Regions from separate parts of the Homo sapiens genome. Here region 1 is linked to region 2. A link is an interaction called in ENCODE POLR2A ChIA-PET data of the cell type or tissue named here. Cell type or tissue: MCF 10A. All regions are shown on one strand. Each heading gives the region's core, and the rest is flanking DNA. Links, peaks and the distances in the headings are about the cores only. Region 1 has its middle 30 kb from the start of CDH3. Region 2 overlaps CDH3 (cadherin 3).

Evidence for each region. Peaks named below come from ENCODE experiments on the same cell type or tissue, not always from the same donor. Only the 100,000 strongest peaks of a DNase experiment are listed, where the experiment ranks them.
Region 1: POLR2A ChIA-PET joins it to region 2 with 5 read pairs; 4 of 35 experiments call an interaction of 5 or more read pairs at or near these places.

What each region holds. Positions count from the first base shown.
Region 1 is chr16:68,611,059-68,619,894 of GRCh38, forward strand. No RefSeq gene overlaps it. Among named protein-coding and RNA genes, the nearest start is that of CDH3, 30 kb to the right of the region's middle. In MCF 10A, for the core only: no CTCF peak of the experiment used is centred there; no DNase peak of the experiment used is centred there.
Region 2 is chr16:68,663,623-68,672,458 of GRCh38, forward strand. All of the region lies in intron 2 of CDH3 (cadherin 3), which reads left to right. Among named protein-coding and RNA genes, the nearest start is that of CDH3-AS1, 22 kb to the left of the region's middle. In MCF 10A, for the core only: no CTCF peak of the experiment used is centred there; a DNase peak (open chromatin) is centred at 4,779.

The sequences.
Region 1 (8,836 bases), core at 1,593-5,592, 54 kb before region 2:
TTGGACTAGGTTTGGTTCAGTTCAGGAAAGCCTTCATCACCAGGCTAAAGAATCTGGACTCAATACCCAAAGACAATGGGGACCATCGAAGATTGTTGAACACGAGGAGTTCATCATCTGAGAAGCGTTTTAGCAAAATTAAGCTGAGCAAGCAGCAGTGAGAAGGAGGATGTTTTGAAGAGGAGGTAAACTGAAGGTGGGACAGGGAAACGAACTAGTCATTGCAAGGACAGTTAAGAAGTTGTTGCAAGGCCAGGCACGGTGGCTCATGCCTATAATCTCAGCACTTTGGGAGGCTGAAGCGGGAGGCTCACTTGCACCCAGGAGTTCAGAATCAGCCTGGGCAACATGGCAAAATTCTGTCCCTACAAAAAATACAAAAAAGGCCGGGCGCAGTGGCTCAAGCCTGTAATCCCAGCACTTTGGGAGGCGGAGGCAGGCGGATCACCTGAGGTCAGGAGTTCGAGACCAGCCTGACCAATATGGAGAAACCCCATCTCTACTAAAAACACAAAATTAGCCGGGCGCGGTGGTGCATGCCTGTAATCCCAGCTACTTGGGAAGCTGAGGCAGGAGAATCGCTTGAACCTGAGAGGCGGAAGTTGCAGTGAGCCGAGATGGCGCCACTGCACTCCAGCCTAGGCAACAAGAACGAAACTCTGTCTCAAAAAAAAAAAAAATCCCAAAAAATTAGCTGGGCATGGTGGCACGCGCCTGTGGTGCCAGCTACACCTACTGAGATGGGAGAATCCCCTGAGCCTGGGAGGTCAAGGCAGCAGTGAGCTGAGATTGAATCACTGCACTCTAGCCTGGGTGATGGAAGTAAGACCCTGTCTCAAAAAAAAAAAAAAAAAAAAGAAAGAAAGAAGCTGTGGCAGAAATGAAGCAAGAACGTAGGGTTAGATCATGAAAGAAAGGACTAGAAAGGAAAGTATCAACTTGGGCCACATATCTATTTTGTTGTTGTTGGGTTTTCTTTTTCTTTTCTCAAATATCTGTGTTTTATACATGGGCTGTGACCTCACTTTTATAAAACCATGTATTATTAGTATTGTGTGTGTTTTAAAATATAATCTATGTGGTCTTGTAAGTCACAAGGCTTGACACTAGTTAGCTGAAGAGGCTTCTGGGGAAGTGTTGGGGTATATGTGTGCATGTTTTGTTTTTAATAAAACCATGTGGTTTTTTAAATATTTATTTATTTATTTATTTATTTATTTTGAGACAGAGTCTCACTCTGTCCCCCAAGCTGGAGTGCAGTGGCAGGATCTTGGCTCACTGCAACTTCTGCCTCCCGGATTCAAGCGATTCTCCTGCCTCAGCCTCCTGAATAGCTAGGATTACAGATGCATGCCACCATGCCCAGCTAATTTTTGTATTTTTAGTAGAGACAGGGTTTCACCATGTTGGTCAGGCTGGTCTCGAAATCCTGACCTTGTGATCTGCCCACCTCAGCCTCCCAAAGTGCTGGGATTACAGGCATGAGCCACCGTGCCCAGCCTCCATGTATTATTTTTAATCCTCACAAAAACCTTGTGAGGTAGGATATTGTTAGCTCTCCCTTACAGGTGAAGAAACCGAGGCTGAGAGAGAATTGGAAGCACTTGCTCAGGGTCATAGCCGGTACTTTACGACTCCAGCATGTCTTCCCCAGGTACCCTGAAGGAATAATTCAGTGGGCATCATGATTAATTGGATTGGGACAGGAGGAGGAGAAGAGGAGAGGATCAAAAATGACCAGAACACTTCCAGCTTGACCAAGTGGAAAATAATCAGCAGGTCAGGAGGGAGTGCTGGGTTGATGGGGGAATGTTTAAGCCAAAGGAGTGAATACCTAATGGCAAAATTTGGTGCATCAGATTGGGGTTTATGGGAAAGCCCATAAGTGCTCTCCTTGTTGGCTGGCCTTGCCACTGACACCTGAAGCCTGCTAGCAACTGAACAATTTCAAGAGAAAAAAAAAAATCAACCCCATACTTTCTGGCGAATGGTGTGTTCCTTTGAGTACTTGGGTCTTTTTCTACATCAGCAGCTTGGCAGCTTGTACTATCTGTGGCTCTGACTATGCAGCCTGATTGATTGACCAGGCTTAAAAGGCCTGTTCTTGAATTTGAGATCTCAGGCTTCCAGTCCCTATAGATCATCAACAAAGACCAAAAGGCCTGGCATGAACCCGAGGTTATTATTCACTGGAGAAGACATTATAAACCACAGGAACATAAAGCCCAGCAGGCAGGAATGACCGCCCAGCTCACTAGGCACACAGTGTCCTCACTCCTCCATCCAGCATGATTCATAATTAAATCTTCAGGCAGGAGGCAAACTAGAATTTTGTGTAAACTGGCATTGGAGAGACACTTTGAGTGTAGTTTAATTTCAAAGTTCTAGACCTCCAGAATTTGACATGCTTGTGACATTTCAAGTACAGGCTGTCCCTCCCTACCCCTCACTGGGACTATATCCTGGGGAGAAATGACCCAAAGGGAAAAAAATTGTGGGATCACTAGCTAAACTCTAGGTTTAGAAAACTGTACCATTATACAGACTCCATGTATGTTACATATATCATGGTGGAAACTAAAAGACCATCTGTGGACAAAAGACATACAGAATTCATACATAAAAAAGACATTTAAATGGCATTTATTCATATTACAGGGTCACCATGCTGCACAACTCCAGGGGGCAGCACTCCCATTGGATTCTATTCACAGAGATATATTTTTTGATGATTTGTAAGATAAGATACTCAACCTCTCATAATAAGAGAAATGTTAATTAAAACAATAAGGTACTGTTTTCCATGTTTTGGATTAGCAAATCAAAGAGTTGACAGGATCCCATGTTGGTGGTAGTGTAATTTGGTACCCCTTTTATGGAGGGTGTAGAGAGTACTGTGGACTGGCTCTCTCAATCTGACTCATTCCACCCTCTTCTAGGTGGAGACATTGGAAAGCTAAACCTACACGTCCCAGACTCCCTTGCAGCTAGAGTTTTGGATAGAAATTAGGTCCTACTAGTTAGAAGAATTAATGAGACACGGGGTAGGTGATGGAAAGACAAAGGCCATTTTCTCTGTACTTTTGGCTATCTCTGCTGTCAAGGAGGGTTGTGGAGACCTGAGATTTTTCTGCAGCATATTCAGAGTCCATTATCTGGCATCCTAGGTGTCAGTAGTGACATTTTGATCCTAACTTCTGGCTGCAGTTCCAGTAGTGATCGCAGAGGAGTGGCTTCCCCAGAAAGTTACCTGTGTATTGACCTCTTGGAGGCCCAGGCCAAAGCCCCTCCTACAGTCATTTCAGCAATTTTGTGAACACCTAATTTCCTCCATTAAATCTCCTGCTTGAACTACCTAAAGTGGTTTCCGGTTCTTGCACAAAACCCCAGTTGCTATAGAGCATAACTTAAATAAATCTATAAAAGTTGAAAGTGCAAATATGAGGCCAGGCATGGTGGCTGACGCTGTAATCCCAGCACTTTGAGAGGCTGAGGAGGGAGGATCCCTGGAGCCCAGGAGTTCAAGACCAACCTGAGTAACATAGTGAGACCCCGTCCTACAAAATATCAAAAAAATTAGCTGGGCATGGTGATGCATGCCTGTAGTCCCAGCTACTCAGGTGGTTGAGGCAGGAGAATTGCTTGAGCCCAGAAGGTCAAGGCTGCAATGAGCCGTGGCTGTGCCACTGCACTCCAGCCTGGGTGACAGAGTGAGACTGTGTCTCAAAAAACAAACAAACAAATGCAAAGAAAATGCAAATAAAATATGCCTCTTAGCTAGTACTTCTACTCCTAGGAATGTATCTAACAGATATGTTTTTACATGTGTGAAATAATTTATGCACAAGGATATTCACTGCACCATTGTTTACAGTAGTAGAAGATCAGAAATGAGCCAAATGTTCATCAGTAGGAGATCAGCTAAATAAATCAGGGAGATCCATTTCAGTGGAATACTATGCAGCAGTTTAAAAAAAAAAGGAAGAAAAATAATCAGAGAGCTTGCTATATACTCATAGAGAACAACCTCTAAATTATATAAAGTGAAAGTAAGGTCCAGAACACTATGTCAAAAAATGGAAAGAAGGGCTGGCCATGGTGGTTCACACCTGTAATCCCAGCACTTTGGGAGGCCAAGGCAGGTGGATCACCTGAGGTCAGGAGTTCGAGACCAGCCTGGCCAACATGGTGAAACACCATCTTTACTAAAAATACAAAAAATTAGCTGGGTATGGTGGCATACACCTGTAATCCCAGCTACTCGGGAGGCTGAGGCAGAAGAATTGCTTGAACCTGGGAGGTGGGGGTTGCAGTGAGCCAAGATCGCACCACTGTACTCCAGCCTGGGCAACAGAGTGAGACTCCATCTCAGAAAAAAGAAAAAAAAATCAATACATTCTCTTTTTTTTTTTTTTTTTTTTTTTTTTTTTTAGAGCTGGAGTGCAGTGGCACCATCACGGTTCACTGCAGCCTCAACCTCGAGGGCTCAAGCAATTTTCCCACCTCAGCCACTTGGGACCACAGGCATGTGCCACCACACCAGCTAATTTTTGTATTTTTTATAGAGACAGTGTTTTGCTATGTTACCCAGGCTGGTCTTGAACTCCTGGGCTCAAGCCATCTGCCTGACTCAGCCTCCCTAAGCGCTGGGATTACAGGTGTGAGCCACCACACCTGGCCAATAAAATTTTATTAAAATAAAATAAAATAACCTGCATTTCCCCACAATTTAGAGAATCTCAGAGAGTCCTTTCCTTTCCATTTCCTCTCTCTCTTGTTGTCTCCCCCATGAGAATCAGCTAAGGGACTTAGGCAGGGTTGTGGCTCAAGCTGATCTCTTGTGACAAAAGTTCTTTCTCCTGAAGCCTCTGTGACATGATAGGAAGAGGTCCCAGCAAATCCCACAGAACTGGTCAGTGAGAGAGCCCCCAATCCTGGCCTCTCTTTTCTACTCAGCTCGTTGCTTCAATAATCCCTGCCCCTTTCTCCTGCATCGTTGATCTTCTTCGCCCTTTGGATCTTCCCATCAGCCTTCAGTCATCCTTAAATTATCAACGTTAAAAAAAAACAAATACCCCCGGTTGGGCACGGTGGCTCATGCCCATAATCCCAGCACTTTGGGAGGCTGAGGCTGGCGGATCACGAGGTCAGGAGATAGAGGCCATCCTGGCTAACACGGTGAAACCCCATCTCTACTAAAAATATAAAAAAATAGCCGGGCATGGTGGCAGGCACCTGTAGTCCCAGCTACTTGTGAGGCTGAGGCAAGAGAATCGCTTGAACCTGGGAGGTCGAGGCTGCAGTGAGCTGAGATGGCACCACTGTACTCCAGCCTTGGTGACAGACCGAGACTCTGTCTTAAAATTAAAAACAAACAAACAGAAAGCCCAAATAGCTATCATAGGGATGGATAGTGTACCAGCCAGGCTTTCTCAGGCCCGAAGGCAGAATCTTGTCTGTCCAGATGACTCTGAGCAACGCTGAGGGTTTATCAGACAGGGAGGTGCTGAGAGCCAGAAACTGTTCCCCAGGGCAGGATGGCCAGGGAGGGTGGAGAGCGGAGCTCCACCTCAGCATCACCTGGGGACATCGGAGCACAGCTTCCTGCCTTCTCCTTACTTAGCTGGTGTTTGTGCCTCCTGGGAGAGGCACCAGTGAGGCTGCTCCTGGTCTCTCCAGCCACATCTGGTTCTGAGAGGTCTCAGCCTACTGCCTGGGCTGCTATGTTGTGCCACAGGCCCCCATCCCCCCGGACCATGGTTGACTGACCTAAGAGTGGACAGTAGACCCAGAAAGACACCGATTCTTCGGCTGGGCTGAGGCAGTCAGGCTCTTTGTCCTGGAAATGTGGGACAGAGATGAAAGCAGTTAGAAGAAAGTTGAAAGGCAAGGTTGTATTGTGTTGGGGCTGTGGAGGGGCTGTGGAGGCCATGTCAGGTCAGGTGAGGAGGAAGAAGATGGCTTCGAGAGAAAGGGAAGGGCAGGGAGAGGCAGAAATGAGAAAGCCTGGTGGCCCAGAGAGCACAACCTTGGTTCTTGACTTTCTGGATCCAGTTCCTGATAGCCAGCCTTATCATTCCTCTTCTATCGCTGGATGCCCTGGAGTAAATCCCTCTTCATGTGAGCTGACTGTAGGTCCCAGGTCATCAGACTGGACCACCCTCCTCCCTCCTTAAGGCAGACAGCTACAGAACCTGAGTCACTCTTCCCTGTTCCTTGATGATTTCACATTTTCTCCAACACTAAGAATCATAATCACTTCAATACCAACAAAGAGGAGGACCCTTGAGAACATTATGCTAGTGAGAAGTTACAACTATCGTTCCGATAGCTGTAACCCCATAATCCTGATTTCAAGCATCCTGCTCGATAATCACTACCTCTACCTCCAGCCCGCTTTTCAAGTATTCCATCTCCAGTAATTCTTTGACTCCTTTTGGACCCACAATCCATTGATTCTACCACCTTTCCATCATCTCTTACACTTGACATTGCCTCACTTCCGTCTTTGCGTCTGACATTCCATGGTCCATCATTACAGTCACTCCTTTATATACATCCTCAACTTCTTTGCCCCTTTTCTGTAGTCACCCAGAAAAACACCGTTAATTCCAACTCTTCTACTCTACAGCTGTACCCGTGCAGCTGAACAGGCTGGGGAAAACTCACAACCACAGGGACTTATTTCAAATGCGTGACCATTAACTTCAAGTGGACCCCCGGGATTGCTTGGCAACCTTACCATCTTACCACCTTTCTCAGGCCATTCACTCTCCCACACTCCTAGAGATTATTTCGTGCCTTCTCTCTCTTCTCGTGCACAACCCGTCCTCCTGTGTGCTCACCCTCAGCCAATGATTTCATCACAAGAGAACTTCCATAAGCTCCCACACCCACACGCACCCTGCATCTGTGAACATGTGTGTGCCCCACCTTCCTTCCTTCCACAGCTTTTTTTTTTTTTTTTTTTTTTTTGAGGCAGAATCTTGCTCTGTTGCCTAGGCTGGAATGCAATGGTGCAATCTCAGCTCACTGCAACCTCTGCCTCCCAGGTTCAAGCGATTCATCTGCCTCAGCCTCCCAGGTAGCTGGGATTACAGGCTTGCGTCACCACGCCCAGCTAATTTTTGTATTTTTGGTAGAGACAGGGGTTTCACCATGTTGCCCAGGCTGGTCTCGAACTCCTGGCCTCAGGTGATCTGTCCGCCTCGGCCTCCCAAAGTGCTGGGATTATAGGCGTGAGCCACGGTGCCCAGCCTCTTTCCACAGCTCTGCATGCGATGTTTGTTTGTTTGTTGTTGTTGTTGTTGTTGTTTGTCATTTGACAAGGTCTCACTCTGTCACCCAGGCTAGGGTGCAGTGGCACAACCATGGTTCACTGCAACTTCGACCTCCCAGGCTCAAGTGATCCTCCCACCTCAGACTTCCAAAGTGCTGGGAATGCAGCCGTGAGCCACTGAAGCAGATCCCCTGTGCCCCTTTTTAAAGATCAACCCAGGTCAGGCGCGGTGGCTTACGCCTGTAATCCCAGCACTTTGGGAGGCCGAGGCGGGCAGATCACTTGAGGTCAGGAGTTCGAGATCAGCCTGACCAACATGGAGAAACCCCGTCTCTACTAAAAATTAGCCTGGCATGGTGGTGCATGCCTGTAATTCCAGCTACTCAGGAGGCTGAGGCAGGAGAATCGCTTGAACCCGGGAGGCGGAGGTTGCGGTGAGCCCAGATCATGCCATTGCACTCCAGCCTGGGCAACAAGAGCGAAACTCCATCTCAAAAAAATAAATAAATAAAAATAAAAAATAAATAAAAAATAAAAAAAAGATCAATCCATCACTTAGCAGTAGATCTTAGCCCCTTTTTTCCACTCAGCCAATTGCTTCAAAAATCCCTCCCTCTTTCTCCCGTATCCTCAGTCTCCTCCACCCATTGCATTTTTCCCATCAAACTTTAATCAGCCTGTAATTTATCAATGTTAAAAAAAAAATCCCAGCTACCCGGGAGGCTGAGGCAGGAGAATCACTTGAACCTAGGAAGCAGAGGTTGCAGTGAGCCGAGCTCGTGCCACTGCACTCCAGCCTGGCAACAGAGTGAGACTCCGTCTCAAAAAAACAAACAAAAAAAACTAATACCTGTTAGGCGAAGTGGCTCATGCCTGTAATCCCAGCACTTTGGGAAGCCAAGGCAGGAGGATCACTTGAGTCCAGGAGTTCAAGACCAGCCCCGGCAACATAGTGAGACCCCATCTCTACAGAAAAAAAAATTTTTTTTTGAGACAGAGTCTCGCTCTTGTCGCCCAGCCTGGAGTGCAATGGTGCAATCTCAGCTCACTGCAACCTCTGCCTCCCAGGTTCAAGCGATTTTCCTGCCTCAGCCTCCCAAGTAGCTGGGATTACAGGCATGCACCGCCACACCTGGCTAATTTTGTATTTTCAGTAGAGACGGGGTTTCACCATGTTGGCCAGGCTGGTCTCGAACTCCCGACCTCAGGTGATCCAGCCTCCTCGGCCTCCCAAAGTGCTGGGATTACAGGTGTGAGCCACCGTGCCTGGCCAAAACATTTTTAAAAGTGTGGTCTCACCTACTGGGGAGGCTGAGGTGGGAGAATCATTTGAGCCCAGGAGGTCAAAGCTGCAGTGAGCCATGATCACACAACTGCACTCCAGCCTGAGCAACAGAGCAAGACCGTGTCTCAAAAAAAAAAAAAAAAAAAAAAAAAGGAAGAGAAAAAGAAAAAAGAAAAACAAAAGAAAATGAAAAAGAAAATAAACCTGTCTTAGGGAGGGATAGATGGACATACACGTGATAAAGCAAGTCTAGTAAAATGTTGGTTGCAGAA
Region 2 (8,836 bases), core at 2,558-6,557:
TTTATACTAAAGATGATGTTGTATGCACTAAGGTGGTGGGGGTAGAGATGGAAGGGGCCTAAGTCTTGGTGGGTGATAGTCTGGGAAGGGAAGCTCTAAGGGAGAAATGGTCAAGGAAGAAGCAGCTGCTAGCTAAACCATATGCCAGGCATTATGCTAAGTATTTTTTTTAATCAGATATTTTATTTTTTATTTTATTTTATTTTATTATACTTTAAGTTTTAGGGTACATGTGCACAATGTGCAGGTTAGTTACATATGTATACATGTGCCATGCTGGTGTGCTGCACCCATTAACTCGTCATTTAGCTTTAGGTATATCTCCTAAAGCTATCCCTCCCCCCTCCCCCACTATGCTAAGTATTAACTCATTCAACTGAGGTAGATATTAGCATTATTCCCATTTCATAGCTGAGGAAACAGGCCCAGAGAGGTTAGCCAACTTGCCCAAAGTCAGTGTGGGCCTGGTAATTGAGCCCAGGCACTCTGGCTCCAGACTCTGGGCTGCTTCTGATGCCCGGATTCTGTTCTCAAGCTGAGTACATGATATGCTATTCCCTGGGGGAGAATGCTGGAAAAAGACCATATTTGGGTTAAGTAAAGATCGTGAATTTAAGTTTTGACATACTGATTTCAGGATATCTTGAAAGCATCCAAAAGAGATACTGAATAGACAGATATAACTTTTGGTCAGAGGAAGGATCTGGATATTTAAATTTTTGATATGTGGTCTGAAGTGCCATCAAAAGCCATACCAATTTACCTTCTCATGAGAAATAAATGAGAGAATCAAGAACTTTAAAAAAAAGCAACAAACTGCTTTCCCCAGATGCACTTCCAGAAGCTGACTCAGTAGAAGTGATAGGTGGGCGGTCGGCAGGGAATCTGGATTTTTTAAATTGTTTGCCAGATGATTCTATCAGCTATGTTTGGGAATCACTGCTCTGTGACAACATTAAGCCCTCTTTGAAGAGCTAAATGTATAGAAAGGAACAAACTGGTGAGATGTGAATGAAAGAAGCATAGCATTTTATTGATATTATTATTATTATTTTGAGACAGGGTCTCTCTCTGTTGCCCAGGCTGGAGTGCATGGTGTGATCACGACTCACTGCAGCCTTGATCTCCCAGGCTCAGGTGATCCTCCCACCTCAGCCTCTCAAGTAGCTGGGACCACAGGCATGCACTATCACTCCCAGCTAATTTTGGTAGAGATGGGGTTTCGCCATGTTGCCCAGGCTGGTCTCAAACTCCTGGACTTAAGTGACCCACCCGCCTTGGCCTCCCAAAGTGCTAGAATTACAGGCATGAGCCACTGTGCCTAGCTGCATGGCATTTGGGATTTAATTTCCTATGCTTGCCTCTATGGCAGTTGATCCTATTTTTAAACTTTCTGCTTATCTTAGGATTCTGAATGGCCTTCACCTTCCTGTCCTTCTGTGTTGCTTTTTAAATCACTGCCCCTGGTTTTTAATACTTTATTGTGCTTTTTAAAGCACAACACAGCTGGGCACAGTGGCTCATGCCTGTAATCCCAGCACTTTGGGAGGCTGAGGCGGGCAGATCATGAGGTCAGGAGATTGAGACCAGCCTGGCTAACATGGTGAAACCTCACGTCTACAAAAGATACAAAAAATTAGCCGGGTGTGGTGGCATGTGCCTGTAGTCCCAGCTACTCGGGAGGCTGAGGCAGGAGAATCACTTGAAACTGGGAGGTTCAAGTGAGCCGAGATCATGCCACTGCACTGCAGCCTGGGTGACAGCGTTAGCCTCTGTCTCAAAAAATAATAAATAAATAAATATAAAGCACAACACATCATATTTGACCCTAACAAGCACCTGGGGGTGTGTGTGTGTGTGTATTCCCATTTTAGAGACTGGAAATTAAGCAGCAATAAATGGCTTACATTTATTGAGTACTTACTGTTAAACAGTTTAGAGATTAAGTGATTGACGCAAGGCTGCAGAGCCAGTACACAGCACTTTTACCTACCAGACCCTTAATTGTTACCACAGCTGTCTCAGGTTGATCACTGGGATCTTTGTTCTGGCATGGTCCTTGAGGATGGTAGCCAGTGAGCCAGACAGCACACCTCATGCTGAGTCAGCCGCGTTCCAAACTCTCAGAGTGCCTAGTTTGGGTTTCACTCTGGGAGGGAAGACTCACCTCCTAAGGGTTATGAGGAACTTGATGAACACAGCAGAGCTTTCGTCAGCCAAAACTCCCCTGGAACTGCTTTCTCCACCCTCAACGACATGGGGTTGCCATATAATTTTTCTAGTCGGGGGAAAAACTCACATCAAATTCTGATTGAAAATCAAATACATGTTTACTGTGGAAAAACTGGAAGGCAAAATGGGGGCCTACCACCCATACGGGACCTTTGTCTTTTCAAAGGAATATTTGAAATCAATCATCCATTTCCCAATCTTTCCACCTGAGTCTTTGTTGAGGGTATCTGATCTGAGGCAGAGGGCCCGAGTCTGAATGATTTCACCACTCACTCTCCAGGCTTGCCTCCCCAGTATCCCAGCTTCCTCTTCTGCTTGGCTGGGTCAGAGAAGGGCTGCAAGCTGAGGCCCTCACACACCCCGTCAGCCCTATCTGTGAGAAGATCCAGGTCCAGGGGGCCTGTGTATAGATGGGTGCCATCCGCCAGGTGTAACTGCACTCCACCTGGGTTCTGTTGCCCTCCAAGAGCTGCTCTGCTTACAGCTCTGGGGAAAAAGGCCTGGACACCCAATAGGTGCACCCAGGGCTCTGGCAGGCCCTTGCAGAGCTGCCCCAAGCTTGCTAGGCAAGGGCAATGGGCCTCCCAGCATGCCCAGGGGTGGGTCCCAAGTGAATCCAGGAGCCCCAAGGCCTCTTGGGATCCCAGCATGTGCAGCCTCTTCCCCCCACCCCACTTTGCTGCCCTATGACCTCTCCCGTGGGTCTCCTCAAAACGGGTCTGGCTCACTGGCCACCATCTTGGTTTTCTTGTGCGTGGAAAATACTTGGTGACGGAGAGAGGCAGACCACAGCCTTGGCACCAGGGCTCAGCCCCTCTCTCTCTCTTCTTTTTGGTACAAGAATAAAACTATAAATATTTTATATAATAATTGTCAGCCTTATGCTATAAATGGCTTTATGACCTGCTTTTTTCCCCCCTCTGCAAAATACTTTTTCCTGGGTAGGTTTTCTTTTATAGTATTTAAGGCTGTAGATTAGGCATTTGGGTGACTGTGGCACAGCATAATTAACTGTTCTGTTGAGAGTTAGGTTGTTGAGACCTTTTTTTGCTTTTTTTCCCTATTAAGCAAGTCACGAACATCCTGGCAGGTATGGTTTTGTCACATCTGGGATGGTATCTTGGCACAATTCCTGGGTCAATGGGCTTGTTTAAGGCATTTTAATTTGCCAGAAAGGTTGTGCCAGTTAATATTCCCCCACCCCTAGCAATATATAGCAGCACCCGGTTCCCAACTGTGACACAGCACTTGCCCTTTTAATTTGTATTTCTTAGTTGGTGAACTTTTTTCTATATGTAGTTTTACTTAGGAAAAATGCCAGAATCTTTCTTCAAGTCACTTCCACCTACTTTTCCCCGGTGCCCTCTTATCCCAATCCCTTAACAGAAGGTAGTGATAGCTATAAGGACAAATTTGTTTGTTTTGTGAGCTAGGTATGTCCCTAAAGCAAGCTAGAATAGAAATTTCCTAGGCAATCTCTTCCCCCAACTCCCCAGGCTGCCTTTTGGCCACAATATGTTTAAGATGATGTTTTCCTTTTCCTCTAGTCAAAATACCCAGAGATCAGTAGGGAAATTGGTGGAGAGTGATCACTTGATGGACATTTTGTCTACGGAAAGATGGGTGGTTTTATTTTGCCAGAACATCCAGTAATGTTGGACATCAGGACCAGATAGCACCTCCAGGAAGAGACAAGCTCCTGACCTTCAAGGGTATTCCCTTGGGAGTATGGAGGTGTCTAGGCAAATTCCAACCTAAAAGCAGGCCTGGAACATAAGAGGAATGAGTTCTTAGCCCAGCATCCATCAATTCTTATAAGTCTATTTAAAAAGCTTTCTTTTCCCAATAGCTCTAGTACCCCAGGGACCAAACTCTTCTTGCCCAAGTTTTATTAGTGGCGCCAGTTCAGGACCCGAGGCCAGGCTTGGCAGGATGATCTTTAGAGAGGAGCTTTGAACATAGGCCAGAGACTCCTGGTTTCCATTGGATGTCTTCTATCGAGTGCAGATACATAGAGCTCTGGCTTTTTTGTTGTTAATTTCTCTTTTTATTTATTTTTACCTATAATGTGTCCTATGATATTAATTGTTAATTTCTCTAGAAGCAGCCTCAGGTTACTGATTCCCTTTTTCCCTTCCCCGACAGTATTTTAGGGAATGTACATTTAGGCTCAGTGCTAAAAGCTGTCCATTTATATTGGTAGAGCAGGCACCTCTTCATCAGGTTCATTGACCTTGTAATTCAGAATCCTTGTGGGAGAAACTGAGGCTAATGCGGTCAAATGACTGTCTGAAGCCCTGGATGGGTGTGGAAGAAAGAGCTATGTTTAGGCTTTCATTTTCCAGCCTTAAATTCTGAACTATTGCCCCATGTGCTCATCATCAAGTTGCCCCAGAAAGAGTTTGATGCAAGCCCATTCATGCCCCCGTGATTTGGCCAAGATGTGTGGCCTTGTGGAACCATGCTGCAGTTAGGAACAGGAGTCAGTTTACTTCGCTGACTATTAAAAGATGGGGTAAAGGAGGGATGAGTGATGATGAGACCTGGTTTCGTATCAGTTTCATTATGAAACTAGTGATACAAGCCAGTGGTGCCAGGAAGCATCTGGGAGGAAATTGTAATGATCTGCCCCAGGGCTTACCATTTACTATGTCTTGACTCATAGCTTGCAGAGAAGACTACTCATGTTCCTACATGTGCCTAGCAAGTTTCCCTAGAAAGGCCAGCTTTTTCATGAAATCTCCGTCTTCTGCTTCCTCTGGTAAACCACAGAGGACCCCTACAAAACAGCCCTCTCCAAATGCAGACTGAGCCAGTTCCCTATTGTGCCCTCTGGTCCCATGTGTCACCATCTTTGATCAGCTTCATCCGTTGAGTAAAGCATACAGCTGTAGCTAACTTCTTCCCACTTTGAGAGAGAATTTTTCGATGGTATACATAGAAAGAGGCCAGGATGTGGATGTCAGAAGCCTAGGTTAATTGTAAGTAGTCTAAGGTACCTTTTTATTGAGAGCTTACCTTACTTACTCTGGGCCAGGCACAGTATTCAGTGCTGTTTGAACACTATCCCATTTAATCTTCCTAATAACCTGATGAGGTAGGTATTGTTTCATTTTCCAGATGAGGAAACTGAGCTTCTATATAATCATACAATTTGCCCAATCATGTGATAGATAAGTGACATTATAGGGATTGGAATCCAAGTCTTCTGGACTCCAAATTTCGTATTCTTCATTATTTCCCTGCCTTCAGGATTTGAAACCTGATCTTGCTGCTTCCTGGGGCAGTTCAACCCCTGGCAGCCTCTTGTTTCCTGAGTTGTCAGATTGGGAGAAGTAATACCACATTGCAGGTTATTTTGTGAGGATTTGGGTAGGAAAACACTTAGCTGGGTATCCTGAGCAGAGTGGGTGTTTGAAGCTTATTCCTATCAGTCTGGACCATTGCCCCTTGGTTGTGCTCTGTACCCAACTCAAAGCAGTTTAGAGCTGATGGGGCCAGCTCCTCAGATGTATCTGGAATATGCACCCTGAGTGGGAGGCACATACACCTATAATACATGACCGTTGGCTTCCCCTTGATTATTGACACTGTCCCTTCTACAAATAGATGCACAGCCCAGATACTGTGCTACAAATATGTGGAACCATGTAACAGTGGAAATATGCCAGAAGACAGGGTAGTAGAGTGAGTTGTACACTCTAGTGGGAAGCAGATTTTGTAGACAGCGGGAAGAGGATTTCTAGCTCCTGGTGGGGTGGCGGGGGGGGTGGGCGGTAGCAGCTCTCAGAGTTTTGGGGATTAAGTCTTCTGAGTAGTAGGGGAGTCAATCCATTAGCCTCCTTCTGGGTTACCTGGTGGGAGAGGATTGGAGTCATTGAGTCTCTCCTTAAAGGAAATAATTGACAGAATTGTCTGGTTAGCCCTTTACTGGCTAAAGATCTTCCCTTAGGAAGAGGGCTGTTTTAGGATTGAGAAAAGTGGCCAGGCACAGTGGCTCATGCCTGTAATCCCAGCACCCTGGGAGGCCAAGGTGGGAGGGTCACTTGTGCCCAGGAGTTCTAGACCAGCCTGGGAAACAGCAAGACCCTGTATCTACCAAAAAAATAAAAGTGACCTTTAGTCACTCACTTTGGGAGGCCAAGGTGGGTGGATCACTTGAGTTTGAGACCAGCCTGACCAACATAGTGAAACCCTGTCTCTACTAAAAATACAAAAAATTAGCCGGGCCTGGTGGCGGGCGCCTGTAGTCCCAGCTACTCGGGAGGCTGAGGCAGGAGAATGACGTGAACCTAGAAGGCGGAGCTTGCAGTGAGCCGAGATTGCGCCACTGCACTCCAGCCTGGGCAACAGAGCAAGACTCTGTCTCAAAAAAAAAAAAAAAAAAAAAGAACATCATTAGTACTTAAGTAGTTCTTGAATGAATGCTGCATTGACGAACCTGGCTTTAGAACCTGACCACCCTGGGTTCTCATTCTAATTCCAAGCTGTTCGACCTTTGGCTAGTCATCTCACCGCCACCACCCCTCACCCCCAGCCCTAGTTTCCTCATGTGGTAAATGGTGGGTAATGGTCTGTAAGGTTCTGGGGGTCTACACATTCCCGGTTGGGGTTTATTTTTCTTGAAATGGTTTTGCTCTGTCTCCAGCTGGGGTGCAGTGGCAAGAGCATGGATCCCTGTAACCTCGACCTCCTGGGCTCAAGGTATCTTCCCACCTCAGTTACCTAAGCAGCTGGGACTACATCATGGTTTGGAGTTTCAACTTGTACGTTACTCATGATGGTTCTGTGAAGTGTAATATCCATCTTCCAAATGAGAAAGCATAAATACCTAATAAGTTAATTCAAGTTCTACATCAGCAGTGATATTTCCAATTAATGGATTCTTGAGGGACTTTCACAGGGTCTTCAGCCCAGCTTTAAATAATACTGAATCAGCCTGGCACAGTGGCTCATGCCTGTAATCCCAGCACTTTGGGAGGCCAAAGCGGGTGGATCGCTTGAGGCCAGGAGTTCGAGACCACCCTGGCCAACATGGTGAAACCCTGTCTCTACTAAGAATACAAAAATTAGCTGGGCGTGGTGGTGCACTCCTGTAGTCCCAGCTACTCAAGAGGCTGAGGCAAGAGAATCGCTTGAGCCCGGGAGGTGGAGGTTGCAGTAAGCTGAGATTACACCACTGCACTCCAGCCTGAGTAACAGAGCGAGACTGTGTCTCAAAAAAACAAAAACAAAAAAGTAGTACATAAATATTATCTATTAATAGTAATTTAGAAGGGGAGGGATTTTAGATTGATGTACTTTTTTTTTTTTTTTTTAAGAGACAGGGTCTAGCTATATTGGCCAGGCTGGACTCAAACTCCTGGGCTCAAGCAATCTGCCCACCTCAGCCTCCCAAGTAGCTGGTACTACAGGTGCCTGCCACCATGCCCAGCTGAGATTTGATGCCCACTTGCTAGGTTTGCCATAACAAAGTGCCAGGTACTGGGGTGGCTTAAATAACAGAAATTTATTTTCTTATAGTTCTGGCTTGTAGATGGACAACTTCTCCCTGTGGCTTCACATAGTCTTCCCTCTGTAACTACCTGTGTCCAAACCAAACTTCTTCCTCTTCTAAAGATACCAGTCATGCTGGATTAGGGCCTAGCCTAATGAGTTCATTTTACCTTTTTTTTTTTTTTTTTTTGAGATGGATCTTGCTCTGTTGTCCAGGCTGGAGTGAGGTGGTGCGATCTCGGCTTACTGCAACCTCTGTCTCCTGGGTTCAAGCGATTCTCCTGCCTCAGCCTCCCGGGTAGCTGGGACTACAGGCGCAGGCCACCATGCCCAGCTAATTTCTGTATTTTTAGTAGAGACGGGATTTTACTATGTTGGCCAGGCTGATCTCAAACTCCTGACCTCAGGTGATCCGCCCATCTTGCCCTCCGAAAGTCCTGGGATTACAGGCGTGAGATACCATGCCTGGCTGACTTCATTTTACCTTAATTACCTCTTTAAGGTCCCTGTCTTCACATTTAATGGCCATTTTAGGTACCAGTGGTTAGGACTTCAACATAAGAATTTTGGAGGGACACAACTCGTGTTAAGGGAAAACTTGGACCTGCAGAAAAATTGAGAAAATAAGTTGCCAACAGGTAGTCATGGCCAAATGGTTATTGCAGTGAACTTGAAAATAAGTTTCTGTAAAATTAGCCGGGCGAGGTGGCGGGCGCCTGTAGTCCCAGCTACTCGGGAGGCTGAGGCAGGAGAATGGCGTGAACCCCAGGGGGCGGAGCCTGCAGTGAGCCGAGATTGCGCCACTGCACTCCAGCCTGGGCGACAGCGAGACTCCGTCTCAAAAAAAAAAAAAATAAATAAATAAAAAATAAAAAAAAAAGAAAATAAGTTTCTGATGACCTTCATCATTGGGAAAGGTCATTTCAGTCATTTTTCTGTGCATAGTTACATGTATTATATAGTAGTTCTGCATTCTTATTTTGTTTTACTATCATAGTATAAGAACTTCCCTATATAAAGTGTTATATTGCATAGCTGGATAAATAACCTATGGAGTAAGTGCCCCCATAGATTATTTGACTTTTGCCCTATATTGAAGATGATTTAA